Regions from separate parts of the Mus musculus genome. Here region 1 is linked to region 2. Evidence: chromatin loops called from intact Hi-C (ENCODE). Cell type or tissue: left cerebral cortex. All regions are shown on one strand.

Region 1 (8,000 bases), 150 kb after region 2:
GCACTTTGTAGTGGTTTAGTCTCTCAGTGCACACTAGACAAAAGCAACTTTAGAAAGAAAGGTTCTGTTGTTCCTTTTGGTTTGGTTTTGTTGTTTTGTTTTGTTCTGTTTTAGCTCACTGTTTGAGGGACAGTCCCTCATGGTGTGAATTCATGGTTGCTGGCATGAGAGACAGTTTGTCATGTGCACCCACTGACAGGAAACAAAGGTGAATGCTGGCACTCTACTCTGCCCATTTTCTTCTTTTTGTTAGGTATAAAACTTCAGCCAATGAAATGTTGCTACCCACATTTCGAGTGCATTTTCCAGTTTCCATTACCCTAATCTAGAAACTCTCTACGGGCAGTGGTGGCGCACGCCTTTAATCCCAGCACTTGGGGGCAGAGGCAGATGGATTTCTGAGTTTGAGGCCAGCCTGGTCTACAGAGTAAGTTCCAGGACAGCCAAGGCTATACAGAGAAACCCTGTCTCGAAAAACCAAAAGAAAAAAAAAAGAAAAGAAAAAGAAAGAGAGAGAGAGAGAGAGAGGGAGGGAGGGAGGGAGGGAGGGAGGGAGGAAGGAAGGAAGGAAGGAAGGAAGGAAGGAAGGAAGGAAGGAAGGAAGGAAGAAAGAAAGAAAGAAAGAAAGAAAGAAAGAAAGAAAGAAAGAAAGAAACTCTCTCTAGATGTTACCTGTGTCTAAACATTACCTGAGTATTATCTCCTGAATTACTCTACACTGGTCATGTGGAGTTACCAATGTTAACTATCACAACTATTGAAGGTTCCCAAGTGAAAAACTCAATCTAAAGGCTCAAAATATTAACCATTACTTCATTGACTGACAAATTTCCCCATAATTCCACAATCTAACAATGGTGTTTGGACTTTTACCATCCTTCAATGTTCCATGAAGAGTATGAAGTGTGGAAAGAAGGTGGAACACAAAGAAACCTGGAATCTGATAATTAGAATAATCCTGCCAAATAGCATTGTGGTTGTTTTGGTTGAGAAATATCCTCCGAAGTTTCATGTATTTGAATACTTGGTCTCCTGTTGATGGCCCTGTTTGGGAGGTTAGAGAACTCTTAGCAAGTGAAGCTTTGCTGGAAAACTGCCACTAGGTTAGGATTGTAGTGTGGATAGCCTAACCTCACTTCCTGTTCTTTCTCTGCATCCTGGGTATAGATGAAAATGTGATCAGCCAATGTATTCATCCTGACACCATGCTTTCCTTGATTTTTCCATGCCTTCCCAAATATCATGGATTCTGCTGCCCCAACTATAGGGCAAAATAACCCCTTTCTTCCCTAAATTGCTTTGGGGCAGGGTTTTTTATCATAGCAATGGAAAAGTAGCTGATATAACCATTGACTCACTGAAGAAATGAGATATAAGTCCAGATACTTGAACAAATACTTTAATGTATTTCCTTATCTACCACTAAGTTTAGACTTGATCATCTTTTCATTGTTAGGGCCAAGGAACATTATGCTCTAGAAATGGTAGCCATCTCAGGAAAAAGACAGTAGTATCTACTGTTTCATTTTCTAGAGCAAAGAAAAGTCTGCTTTTCACACCAGAATGACACTTAGCCAACTTCAGTTTTCCACCTACCCGAAGAAATATTTAAGAAGAGCATTCAAATATGAACAGTTTGAAAATTTATTTTCATCTTAAAGTATTTTTCCTATTCTAGGAACTGAGTAAGAGTCTTCAGTGGGGGTGGCCACAGACTGGGAAAACTTTAAAACAGAGTTTTCCCCAGTATTTCTGAAACATATTCATTGGCTTAACTGATTTATCTTCAGCTGAATACATTTTTACTTACATCTCTTACTTTACATATTACATATTATTTCACAGATTTGCATATTATATGTATTTATGCATCTTAAGCCATATATAAAACTTGAAAAGCGTTTTTCCTATGAGATTATACACATAGCTCAAATATTAAATATTTGGCATTTAGATTTTAAAGTAAAATTTTTAGGTTTCCCATAAGAATATTTGATAGAATATATAATATCCTCAAGGTAAAGAAAGAAAAGAGCTGGGAAACAAAGAGCAAAAAAAGCAGCCTCTGTTCTTACAAAGAACATCTGAACTAGAGCACAGAGATCACCCACAACCTGGGGTACCTCATGTTTTGATGCATGCATGCCCTTGGCAAAGAAAAAAAATCAAACAAGACAAAAGCACAGCAAGTAACACTGAGAAGCTTCTCACACTTTCCCCTGGAGGAATACTGTCTCCTAGAGGAAGTTACTCATGAGACTGGCTGCTTGTAACCTCCTCCGGTTCTCTGTGGGAATCACTCATACCTAATGCACAAACACAACCTGGTAGGTGATTCACATAGCCCTGCCCCAGATTCCATTAAAGACTAGATTTCCCTGCAGGTCTCTAATCTGCTATTGGCCATAACCTAACCTCATGTATAAACCAAAAGTCAACCAGAGATGAGCATCTCGCAATGAACAAATCACTACTGCGGATGATGCTAATCACCACGCTAAGGAAAAGTCTATCAGCCATTGTACAGATCTGTACTCAGTGAGTACAGCTTGAAAGAAAACATCTCCCAACCTTCCAGGCATGTGAACATTTAGTTCCCGCTGATGGCTCTGTTTTGGGAAGTTGAGGAAGTATGTTCTTACTAGAAAAAGTATGCCACTGGGGCAGGCTTTGAGAGTATACAGCCTTGTCCTACTTCTAGTTTGTTCTCTCTTCTTTGTGCTTTCAGTAAAGGGTGTGAATTCCCACCTTTATGCTCCAGCCCCCATACCAGCTTCAAATGAAACCATCCTTCTGGAATCACTCTTGGTCGTGGTGTTTTATCACAGCAACAGGAAAGTAGTTCACTAATATGCTCACTAAACAAAACAAATCTTTTTATTATGCGCAAACAAATGCACAAAATAAAATAAATAAAAGGAGAATTCCTGATTTTCTAGACATTGGCAGCTATCTAATGTGGACCTTCTGCAATCCTACCATTGCTAACCTCTATTAAAAATTATACTTAAGCCAGCGTGGTGGTGCACGCCTTTAATCCCAGCACTCCTGAGGCAGAGGCAGGTGGATTTCTGAGTTCAAGGCCAGCCTAGTCTACAAAGTGAGTTCCAGGACAGCCAGGGCTATTCAGAGAAACCCTGTCTCAAAAGAACAAAAACAAAACAAAAACAAAAAAATTGTGCTTGATGCTCTTACTGGTAAATGCAATGTTTGTGGAAAGGCTTTAGGACTAGAAGCTGGTCAGCTGGACATCTACATCTGTTCTCTGCCAGAGAGCTCTGCCAGCTGTCTTTTGTGTCTCAGCAGTCAGCAGTAGGCTTACCCTTACAGTGTCTGCTGCTTCTGGTTTTCTCCTTGGAAAGAACAAGGACCTGGCAGGAATTATGTGTAACTTCCTTTCAGCTGCCACAAACGACCACAAGCATATCCCAGGAAACAGCCCGTGGCATCTTCTCCTTAGTGGTTGATTTTTATTCTTTTATTCTGAGTGAGCTTGTTCTTCTGTCAAGGCTTTTTAGCCAACACCAGATCTGGAAAACATACAATGCTTGCAATGGCTGTAAATTATTTCTATGATTTTTGTTGTTATTGTTGCAAAGACAAACCAGCCAATGTGACTTCTTTTCCTAGCTACTAAAACCTTTCCTTTTACAGTGACTAAGTGATACTGCCCATTTGAAAACCACTTCAGTGCTGATAATGACTGCCTTAAAAGCTAGAGGTTGTTAATCTCACTACTAGTGGCCTGTATAGGAACATCACCAAGGAAAACATCTGCTCATTGGAGGGAAAGCCAACAGCAGTCTCTGGAATCCCACAGACTTGGGCATCTCCTCCTCCTCTGTCCCAATTTAAAATTTAAATGACTCCAAGTCAGAGAAAGCAAACTCTTATCACCAGATGCCACTTGCCACATTCCAAGAGCCCATCTGCTCCATTAAACGCCTCCATTGGCCACTTCACACAAGGCTCTAGAAAGAGCTTCTAAATTGATTTGGGTTCCCTCCAGTTTGTTAAGCTGATTTTCACAGGCAAGCAGCTTTATGAACATGGCAGTAATTGATACGTCATAGTCATTCAGTAACCTTCTGGGGCCAACATGTGAGCATCCTCCCTCCTTCCTCATGTCATTTTGCTGAGAAGGACCTATCCAATCCCAGCTCTCATTACAATGTGAAGTCATCTTGGAGCCAGAGCAAATGAAGGAAACATCTGTTGGAGTTTAAATGTGAAAGGTCCTGGGAGGCCTCTCTGAAGAAGGTATTGTTTGATAGCCTAGCGCATTTCCTCTTTTTCCTGACTACAAAATGGCACAAGTATAAGGGAATAGAGGGGGAGATGGGAGTGGGTGGGTGGGAGGGTGGGTTGAGGAACACCCTCCTAGAAGCAGAGAGAGGCAGGATGTGATAGGGTGTTTCCAGGAGGGAGGAAAACTGGGTTATCACATCAAGTGTTTCCCAAAGGAAAAAGAAATGACTAATCATCTCATTCACTGACACCATGCCTTCTTTATTTATTTATTTTATTTATTTATTTATTTTATTTTATTTTATTTTTTGTCTTTTCGAGACAGAGTTTCTCTGTATAGCCCTGGCTGTCCTGGAACTCACTTTGTAGACCAGGCTGGCCTCAAACTCAGAAATCCACCTGCCTCTTCCTCCAGAGTGCTGGAATTAAAGCTGTGTGCCACCACAGCCCCGCGACACCATGCCTTCTTAAGCACACGAGGCTGTATCCTTTCTTAAGATCTAAGCCAAAACATAATCTGCCTCCCTCAAGTTGTTACTTGCTGGGCATTTGGGTTTTGTCCTTTTTTCTGGTCTCTCTAAGAATGGCTCAGCAGTTAAGCATACTTGCTGCTCTTATAAAAGATCCAGATTCAATTCTCAGCGCCAACATGCACTCACAACCATTTGCAACTTCATTTCCAGGATGATCCAAGCCCTCTTCTGACCTCCACAGGGACTGCATGCCTGTGGTACACTAACATACCTACAGCAAAAAACACTTATACACATAAAAGAAAGATAAATAAATATTTTATAATGTATTTGATAGGAATCTATCTCACAGTGATAAAATTTGAAAACACTACTGATTTTAGACCCCACATTTTGATACTTAGATGGATGCAGTGAGAAGAGCAGGGATTTGGTTTTGTAAATATGTTTGTGGCCTTTTTTTCTTCTTCTTCGCTTTCTAGAATCTAAAGAGAAATAATAAAATAATACCGATATGATTGTAATTGCGTGTGGGTTTATTTATTTGTTTTTCGTTTGTTGTTTTGTTTGTGGATTTTGGTGGGGTTTGTCTGGGTGGGAGGGGTGTCTTTCTTTCCTTCTCATGTTAATTTCACAGGAAGGTCTCCTGGGTTTCTCAAAGAGACTTCTGCCAGAGCACACCCACAAAAAAATGAACACAGGCAAGAATTTACCACCAACACCAACTCTATCCCATCAATGAAGCCCCTTGACCTCTCTAGTTATAATCTTAGGGAAGATCCTTTTAAGATAAAGTTCAGGTTAGTGGGCTATATCTATAATTCCATCACTTCAGAAATAGCAACAAGAGGATAGGAGCATGAAGTAGTTCACATGGTAGTTCACACCACTTCTTCTGGAATAACAGGCAGACTCCATTCCTTAAGTTTTGTCCTTTTTTCTGGGCTCTGTAAGAATGTCTCCTCTTGGTTCCCTTATGTCTCTACCAAGTCTCAGTATTTTCTGCTTAGTGTTTCACTTCTACCCGTCTTACAGTGTCTTAAGCTCCTCTGCCTTATCTACACTAACCCCATAAACTCTCTGGTCTAACTTATACTTATGGCCTCTGTATCTGTGTTTCTAGCCCCAACCCTTCTGATAACACATCATCTGTCTAGCTACCTGCAAAGAGATATGCATGCATTCAAAGCTGGACTCTGTATTTCTGACAAAGAGCTGGATGCAAACCTCTCTGTCCTAATATCACTGTCATCGCAGAAGCAGAACTCAAGGAGGGGATGGAGGTAAGGAGAGAGGAAGGGAGGGAGGGAAAGAAGAGAGGGAGGAAGGGAGGAGGGAAGAAGGAAATATGGTGGGTAGGAAGGAAAGAAAGAAGAAAGGAAGAATGGAAGCGAAGTAAAAAGAAAGATTGCCAAGGAACATGTGTAGTTAATAGCCCCAGTTTAGCTCTACCCAACCCTGTATTTGAACATCTTAAAATTCTACAAATTATAGAAGACAGTCACTAATGGGAATATTTTTTATCTGCACACATGTATGCTATGTCTGGTAAATACAACAAACCATCACCCTATAGATAATATCCAAGTTGCCAGTTTTTACTCTATTTATAAGTTTAGTCCACTTAACTGTGCAGTAGTTTTAATTGTCCTTTGGTTAAAGTTGCCATACTTAACATATAAAATACAAGATAATCAGATAGACTTGATTGCTGAGTAAACAATGATTTGGAGGAACAAGGGCGGGCTTAGACAAAATGCTAACAGCACTCATATTGAAAAATTATGTGTTGTTTATCTGAAGGTCAAGTTTAACTAGAAATCCTGGACTTTAGTAATCATAGATTTGATTTCTCATTAGTTGCCTTGTTAGTAAGTAAAGTGAGAATTTTAATATATATTCATTTCTTTTTTAATATTCATTTCATATTGTATCAAAGTCTGGGTTCTTCCTTAAAATTATCCCTAATTTTATACTTTGTAACCTCCTTCAGCCTAGACAGGCTGGTTCAGGTCAGATGCCACAGAGGCAGGGCCACCTGCTGTGCTGCTTCTCCAACTCAACTAGTTTCCTTTGACTTGACACTGCCTGCCACCTGCCGTGAGGCCTAACCAGTTCTCCAAGATTTTCTGGAGTTAACTGCAACTGTGAATCTGGCAAATTACTGCTAGAAGGCTGTGCTGACAACATCAAGAAACTTGATATGACAGGGGATGGTTTTCCCTCTTTATAAGCGCAGACTTTTACTAAACATTGGAACCTTGAACAGACTAGCATGTCTTGGTTTCCATTATTTCTCGACCCACCTAGGTTCCTTCTTCTCAGAAAGATTACATGTCAGCAAAAGGGCATTAGGATTTAGTTCCTGTGGGCTGGGGGCTTATCTTTGTTCACATAGCAACCAGCTGATGTATGACTTTACCCCGAGTCAAGGGGCAGTAGACAGAGGGGAGGTTCCGGCCAGGTGGTGTTGACCCAGACAAGATAGCCCTGTTTGTCCACACATTCCTCTTTATCTTATAGGTTAAGCTGTTCCCAAGAATGTTTTAATTACGGGGCATACCCAGGTTTGTTTTTCTTTATTTTCAGCCGCAGGCAGCCTCTAGGCTCACAAACAACCAGCAATTTCTGAGTACTTTATATGACTTACCGGTCTTGAAATTTTATCTTTCTTTCAGGATAACATTAAGTATGTCCATCTTTATGGGCTGTCCAAGGAGCCAGCTTCAGTGGCAAAGGAAACATTTTCCATCAATGATATATCAACAAAAGAAAATGATAGGCAAACCAACACCTCGGTCTCTGTCTCCTCATTGCCTTTGCTTCCTGTCACCACAGGTGAATGCTTTGAATCATCATATGTTCCTACCGTGATGTGCTGCCTCACCCCAACCAGGAATCATGGAACTCCAGTTACCATGAACTGAAACCTGTGAAGCCAGGAGACAAAAAAAAATGTACTCTATTAAGTCAGTTGTTCAAATCTTTTGTCATAGATATAAAAGCTAATCAACCAGAAAAGGCACACTGCAGGCATCCATTATCACCTCCTGGGCTCCTCATCAAAGCATGGCTAGGGTGTACATTTATTCTCCTTCAATTTAAAGAATAATAATAATAATATCAATAATTATAAATTTACTATACTCCTATTTTTAAAGATGTGTGTGAGTTTGTTTGTTTCTTTGTTTCTATATGTACATATGTTGACATGCCTATAGAGGCCAGAAAATGGTATCATATTCTCTGGAGTTGTAGTTACAGGCAATTGTGAACAAT
Region 2 (8,000 bases):
ATGCCCTCATTTTTGTTCTCGCCCGCTCTCTGTTTAGTAAACCTTCTGTCCACATCTGCTGAGAGTCTTAACTGTTCCTTAGCAAAGCCTCTGGCAGAGAAAGTTTTCCATCCAAACACAGTTAAATATTAAGACAATGCCCTCTGGCAGGCTTCCTCTCTTCCTGCTTTAGTTCTGTAAAGAACAGAGAAAATTCATTCGTGGTTTAGGATTTCAGATATGACAGAATCTGCAATTGAACATTTTGTACTAATGATGTATTTCTTATTGTTTTCTAAATTCCAGTTTGGTTGCAGGCATCACCCTTCAGTGAATACTGTCTCTTGATAGATGGGTTCATGACATTTACTGCTTCATAAAAACCACAACCAGGATACATAACAAATTAAATGTCTCAGGGGAAGGAATTTACCAGGGGAATAAAATGGTCTCATGTGAAGAACTGTGCTTAGGTGAGTGAAAGGTGGCTGTTAAGAGTCTCCACGAATAGATACACTCTGTGGCTTCTCGAGAATAATAAAACCATAACTCAGTTCTGTTCAATATAGTGTGTTAGAGAAGCTTTCAGATGACACAACCAAAGAAAAAAATCACTTCAAGCACTTCAGTGCCTCTGATATTAAAACAGATATTCATTTTTGCATAGTAATACCATTTGTCTTAGGAAACATTCCCACAGATCCTCCTACCATCCCTGCAACCTGTTGCTAAAGACAGAAACCAAGGTCTTGAGTAAACTAAACAGGTTCTCTACCACTGAGCATGCCCCTATCTCTATGTCCCTTGGTTTACTTATAGATATTCTCACCATAACAATGAGATTGGGACTGTGCTGGAATTAAAGTTCTGTGCCACCAGACCCATCTCATTGCTGATCTCAGGTGACCATCTATACTGCTAGTGAAATTGGTAATTTTATCTTAAAATAACCTGACCAGAAGTGAAAAGAAAAGGACTAAAAGTGGGAAGGAGAAACCAACCTTCAAGCCCACCGTGAAATGTAATTTGCTAGAGCTTTTAAAAGAGGTTAAACATCACTTGCTTGGAATTGTTGAGTTCTGCCAAAAGATAGTTATAGATCTATTCTATCAGATTAAAGCCACATATTGGAAACTTTTTTATCATGTTAGAGTTCCACCTACTTATCTACACACTTTCCATGCAGGCTCAATATTCTACAGCCTATATTGCCTGTCTGTAGACTCTGTTCTCCTAACTAGACTGCCTTGTCTGCCCTCAGTGGGAGAGGATGCACTTAGCAGCAGGAGTAGGAAACTAAGAGACCACACATCAACCATAAGCACAGAGCAGAAAGATAGAACTGAAAATGATTCAAGGCTTTTAGCCTCAAAGCCCATCTCCAGGGACATACTTCATTCAGCATAGAAGCAAACACCTACATCTCCCCAAACTCTGGCACCAACTGGGGACCAAGTGGTAAGTGTCAGAGACTATAGAGGGCAGTTATCATTTAAACAATCACAGTATGCCACAATCATTTGCTTAAAGTTGTCAAATCTTTACTACCTTCCTCAAAACACTAGCTACTTGGTCTAACCTGGCCACTTAAGTTATTTACCTTAGTTCTACCTGCATTATTGACATTTCTGTTGTGCCAACAGTCTTTAGAAAAGAAATATCAGATAGAAAGAATTTGTCTAGGCTTACAGTTCCAGAGATGGCATAGTATATTGTATATTTCTCAGGCTAACCAAGAGAACACTATGAATGTTGGTTATGAAAGTATGCAGACTACAGAAAATGTTCTTTGCTTGAAGTACAGCAATTATTCTTGACCTATCTTAAACCAGCATAATCAACAGCAAGGACATTAGTTTGCCAAACACAGCACAAGGCAAGGAAGGTATGATAGCAGGAATAAAAAGCTGACTGATGATATTGTATCTCTTCTCCAGAAACAGAAAGTACAGTGAAAGAGCCCAGGCTTATCCCCAGAAGATTCCAAAGTCTTCTGTAACAGCAGCACCAGCTGGGCACCAAGTGTTCAATCACACAAGCCTATAGTTACATTTCATATTCAAACTGAATGATCCTGGTTGACATTTGATTCCAATTTTTAACTTTTGTTTACTACTCAGCATCCTAAGTTATAGCATAAAACTGCTGAGGACCTGGAGACTCCACCCTGCAGCTGATTCAGATACAGATAGCCAGAGTCAAACAAAGGACAGAGCTTAGGAACTCTTATGGAAGAATAGGAGGAAGGATTGATGGCTCCAAAGGGAATAGAAACTCCACAGGTAGACCAACAGAGTCAGTTAACCTGGACCCCTGGGGCTCTCAAAATCTGAACCACTAACCAAAGAATATACGTGGTCTGGACCTAAGCCTCTCCACACATATGTAGCAGATATGCAGCTTCGCCTTCCTCTGGGTCCCAAACAATTGGACCAGAGGCTATCCCAAAAGCTGTTGCCTATAAGTGGAATATGTTCTACTATCTGGGCTGTTCTGTCTAGTTTTAGTGGGAGAGGAAGTGTCTAGCCTGGCAAAGACTTGTACCAGCAGGAGAAGTGAATGGGGCATGTGGGAAGGACTATGAATGGGGTGACCAGGAGGGATACAGTGAGCAGGATGTAAAGTAAATAAGTAAAAAAAAAAAATTAATAAGATGCTGGAGTTAAGGCTCGGCAGTATTGTTCTAAGCGTCCACATTAGGAAGCTCACAGTAACCTGTAACCTAGTCCCATGGGGCCCAACATCTTCTTGTGGTCTCCCCAGGGTACTACAAGCACACAGGCATGCAAACAATTAAAAATGGGAAAATCTTTAAAGTAATGAATTTGAAAGATAGCAAGATGAGTGCATGAAAGATTCTGAAGAGAGACAAGGAAGAGGTAAGTAATGTTATTATAACCTCAGATTTTTTTTTAATTAATGATTAAACAACAAACACTAGCAAGTCTGGAAGATCGTAAGTATGACCTAAGCAAATGCAGCATGACCTAGCACCAGGGCTGGGACACACAGAAGGGTCCAATACTGAGCCACTGTGTGCATTGCTCCTGCTCTGTGGTGCTTCCTCTGTGTCTGTCTGTGCTCCTTCACACATACACCCACACATTCTGCATTTGAAAACTCGTATATTTCTCAAGCCAATTAAGAGACTGTGCTATGAATGTTTTGCAAATAGTTAGTTAGGAAAGTATGTAGACTACAGAAAATGTTCTTTGCTCGAGGTACAGTAATTATTCTTGATTTATCTTGAACCAACATGATCAACAGTAAGAACGCTAGTGTGACAAAACTGCTCTCTATGAAGATGCAAACAGAAGGGAAGAATATGCAGAGAGGACATTTAAATCACTGGGTGGATTAAGTCACAGCAGCCCACTGTGAAAAATGAAAGCAACAGAAATGGGGGTGGGAAAAGCTGTGATAATTCTAATGAGACCCAGGGATTATGCATTTTCTCAGACTGGCATAACAAATGTTTTCCTTATAAAAAAGAAAAAAAAGAGGCATTTAACTCTGCGTTAGCCAAAGTGTTTTTAAGTTGCTATGATGACTTGATTTATTTCATTTCTTCTCATTTGTGATCTAACTGTATGTAGCATATATAGAAATCACAAATATGAGAAGAATGAATAAAAGATATACTGGCCCCTTTCTTTTGTGGGGGCTGTGAAATGATGAATTTTCTAATTTCTTTTTAATTTTCTTGCATGCAGTGTTATATAAAAGTTTTCTTCAAGATTGAAACTTTCCATTCTGCAGGGAAGCTCCCTAAGCAGAGAGGTAAGCAGCTCACAAGAGCTTCAGGAAGTCCCTGAAACTGACCAGATTTATTATTCTCCTCCCAACCATAGTAAGCAATACAGCTTGTTGAGAGTCACCTAAGCCAAGCTGCAAAAAAAGACTCTCAGATTAGAGCAGCAACCTGGAAGACGCAGAAACAATCTAAGCTGCCTCAAAGAGGCTTATACCAACTGAGTCACTGGAAAAGGCACTTCAACCTGTTGAGTTGCCTTCAGGTTGTTCAGTGCAAGCCAAAATTCCAGCTTTGGTGAACTGTCAACCATGCTGGAGTGTGCTTTGGTGGTGCAGCTATTTTTGAGTCATTTCTGCTCCTTTGAATAACCCCCATCCATATTCTTCAAAATAATCCCAATAACATTTATTGGATTTTGATGGTATCTGTACTATGGGTGCCTTATCTGGGGTGAGTAGATGTGAATGTTGTATCTCCCTAGGAATGATCTTGTCACAAAATAGGAATAAAAGAAAATCTTCTTATGGCGTCACAAATCCCAGCATACCTTGGGTGTAGTCCAGTCCTTTTCTTTGATAACATCATGCCTTGCAGTTATATTAACGAATAATTCACATCACCAAGAGTGAAACGGTTTTGTTATAGATAATGAATGTGACGTAAGAAAACCTGATGTGTCTGCTTGAGCTCAAAGCACAGTGTACTGTACACATCAGCAAGATGGAAGAAAGGACTTGAAAGTTCTTAATCACAAAGCAATGGTAAATATTTGAGGGTATAGATATGTTAAGCTTAATGCAAAGATGACAGAAAGGTGGGGAGATAACTTAGTAGGTAACGTCTTGCCACAAAAAGCATGAGGGCATGAGTTTAAGTCCCCAGAACTCATGTAAGAACCAGATGCAATAGAGCAGGTATCTGTAACTCCATAGCTCCTATGACATAATGGTGGATGAAGACAAGAGAATCCCTGGAAGTTCAGGGAACAGCTAGCCAGGATAACACAAAATAATAAGACTATGCCTCAAATGAGGAGAAATGTGAAAAAAGATACTGGAGACTGTCCTTGGACCACTGTACAAGTGTGTCATGCACAAATGATCATGTACATGAATGTAAATACTCAAAATAAATAAAGATTAGAAAAAGAATATACTTCTGGAAATATTATACTATTCCATTAATAGGTATAATTATGCTTTTATGTATCATTTAAAATAAGTTAAATGAAAATACAAAACACTCCAGTGTTGATGACTCAAAAGTCAGTATTGAAATAAGAGCTGGTATTAGAGATTGGACAAAGACAATGATTCAAAAAATAAAAATGTTACCTATTACAGAAAGAGAGTTTCAGGGAAAATATGTCTTTTTAAGATTTAAATATTATTGTAAATATTTAGATTAAAATTATATATTGCCCCTTACTTTTTCCAAGTGACTGAATTACTACAAAAAATAATTCTATCTGTTGAAAGAAAAAGCTCTATGCTTTTCATGCTGATGCTGATTTCAGCCTTTGTTTAAAGGAGAAATTGTTTATTTGTCTCACAGTTCCAGGTTACAGCCCATCACTGCAGGGAGGCACAGTGACAGGAACTTTTAGCAGTTGGTCAGATTCACAGCCAACAGCAGAGAGTAATACATACCTAGGTAGTACTCGGAGGGCTCTCTCCACTCCCATACAATTCAGTATCTAAAGCTGCAGACTGAAGCTGCCTGCATTTAGACAGGGTGTTTCTTGTAAATATATTTAAGATGATTCTCCATAGACATACCCATAGGCTAGTGATCCCAAAATCTCCATAGACATACCCACAGGCTAGTGATCCCAAAACAAGACTTAGTATTTTTTAAATAATAAGGATCATATGGATGTGAGTTTTTGGAGCACTCTTTCTGAAACTTCGCAATGCTGACAAGAGGGAGGGATAAATCCTCACTGCCTGTTCTACCCACTACATTGTAGGACCACAATCCTTTTACTTACCAGGTGCCTCTCACAGGCCCATCCACAATCGGAACAATGAAAGATGCCTTTAGACATTACTAAATTTCTCCTGAGGGAAAAAAAAAATTACTCTAAATCAAAACCACTCCTACCTCTGGCTGGAAAGAATAACCAAGCTGTCATCTGAGTTGGTCTGACAGCTCTATGGAACAGACACAGATCAGATGTAGGATATGAAGGGGGCGGGGGGGCATTCAAGAACTAACTAACCAACAAGAAGGGTGAATGAGAACAGAAATAGGGGAGCTACAGAGATAGTTTAGCAGTTAAGAGCACTTGTTTCTCTCACAGAAAACCTGGGTTCGATTCCTAGTATCTGCATAGCTCACAACCACTCAAAGTTCCCATTTCAGGAGATCTGATGCACTTGCACTCTTTCCATGAGGGCATCAGGCCTTCATGTCGGGCACATGGAAGCAGTTCACTACAAACAAAAATTTTGCTGCTTACAGAAAACTCATCTCAGAGAAAAAGATAGACAGTACCTAAGAATGAAAGGCTGGAAAACAATTTTCCAAGCAAATGGTATGAAGAAACAAGCTGGAGTAGCCATTCTAATATCTAATAAAATCAACTTCCAACCCAAAGTCACCAAAAAAGACAAGGAGGGGCACTTCATACTCATCAAAGGTAAAATCCTCCAAGAGGAACTCACAATTCTGAATATCTACGCTCCAAATACAAGGGCAACCACATTCATTAGAGACACTTTAGTAAAGCTCAAAGCACACATTGCACCTCACACAATAATAATGGGAGACTTCAACACACCACTTTCACCAATGGACAGATCATGGAAACAGAAACTAAACAGGGACACAGTGAAACTAACAGAAGTTATGAAACAAATGGATCTGACAGATATCTACAGAAAATCTTATCCTAAAACAAAAGGATATACCTTCTTCTCAGCCCCTCATGGTACCTTCTCCAAAATTGACCACATAATTGGTCACAAAACAAGCCACAACATATACAAAAATATTGAAATTGTCCCATGCATACTATCAGATCACCATGGACTAATGCTGATCTTCAATAACAACATAAATAATGGAAAGCAACATTCACGTGGAAACTGAACAACACTCTTCTCAATGATACCTTGGTCACAGAAGGAATAAAGAAAGAAATTAAGGACTTTTTGGAGTTTAATGAAAATGAAGCCACAACATACCCAAACTTATGGGACACAATGAAAGCATTTCTACGAGGAAAACTCATAGCTCTGAGTGCCAAAAAAAAAAAAAAAAAACTAGAGAGAGCACACATTAGCAGCTTGACAACACACCTAAAAGCTCTAGAACAAAAAGAAAGCAAATTGACCCAACAGGAGTAGACAGCAGGAAATAATCAAACTCAGGGGCGAAATCAACCAAGTGGAAACAAGAAGAACTATTCAAAGAATCAACCAATTGAGGAGCTGGTTCTTTGAGAAAATGAACAAGATAGATAAACCCTTAGCCAGACTCACTAGAGGGCACAAAGAAAGCATCCTAATTAACAAAATCAGAAATGAAAAGGGAGACATAACAATAGATCCTGAAGAAATCCAAACACCATCAGATCCTTCTACAAAAGGCTATACTCACCAAAACTGGAGAACCTGGATAAAATGGACAAGTTTCTAGACAGATACCAGGTACCAAAGTTAAATCAAGATCAGGTTAATGATCTAAACAGTCCTATATCCCATAAAGAAATAGAAGCAGTCATTAATAGTCTCCCAACCAAAAAAAGCCCAGGACCAGATGGGTTTAGTGCAGAGTTCTATCAGACCTTCAAAGAAGGTCTAATCCCAGTTCTTCACAAACTATTCCACAAAATAGAAAGAGAAGGTACTCTACCCAACTCATTCTATGAAGCCACAATTACTCTGATACCTAAACCACAAAAAGACCCAACAAAGATAGAGAACTTCAGACCAATTTCCCTTATGAATATCGATGAAAAATCCTCAATAAAGTTCTCGCTAACCGAATCCAAGAACATATCAAAACAATCATCCATTCTGACCAAGTAGGTTTCATCCCAAGGATGCAGGGATGGTTCAATATATGGAAATCCATCAACGTAATCCAAATAAACTCAAAGACAAAAAACACATGATCATCTCGTTAGATGCTGAGAAAAAAATTGACAAAATCCAACCCCCATTCATGATAAAAGTCTTGGAAAGATCAGGAATTCAAAGCCAATACCTAAACATGATAAAAGCAATCTACAGCAAACTAGTAGCCAACATAAATGGTGAGA

The links. Hi-C counts contacts between places; a loop is a spot of excess contacts. Peaks named below come from ENCODE experiments on the same cell type or tissue, not always from the same donor. Only the 100,000 strongest peaks of a DNase experiment are listed, where the experiment ranks them.
Region 1: it touches region 2 in a loop (7-fold over the local background); 2 of 42 quality-filtered maps call a loop at or near these places.

Annotation. Positions count from the first base shown.
Region 1 is chr6:73,640,973-73,648,972 of GRCm38, reverse strand. No RefSeq gene overlaps it. Among named protein-coding and RNA genes, the nearest start is that of Gm31747, 36 kb to the right of the region's middle. In left cerebral cortex, CTCF peaks have their summits at 2,237 and 3,708; DNase peaks (open chromatin) are centred at 2,297, 2,629, 3,416, 3,897 and 1 more place; H3K27ac peaks cover 399 bases.
Region 2 is chr6:73,787,526-73,795,525 of GRCm38, reverse strand. No RefSeq gene overlaps it. Among named protein-coding and RNA genes, the nearest start is that of Gm31747, 180 kb to the right of the region's middle. In left cerebral cortex, no CTCF peak of the experiment used is centred here; DNase peaks (open chromatin) are centred at 3,124 and 3,279.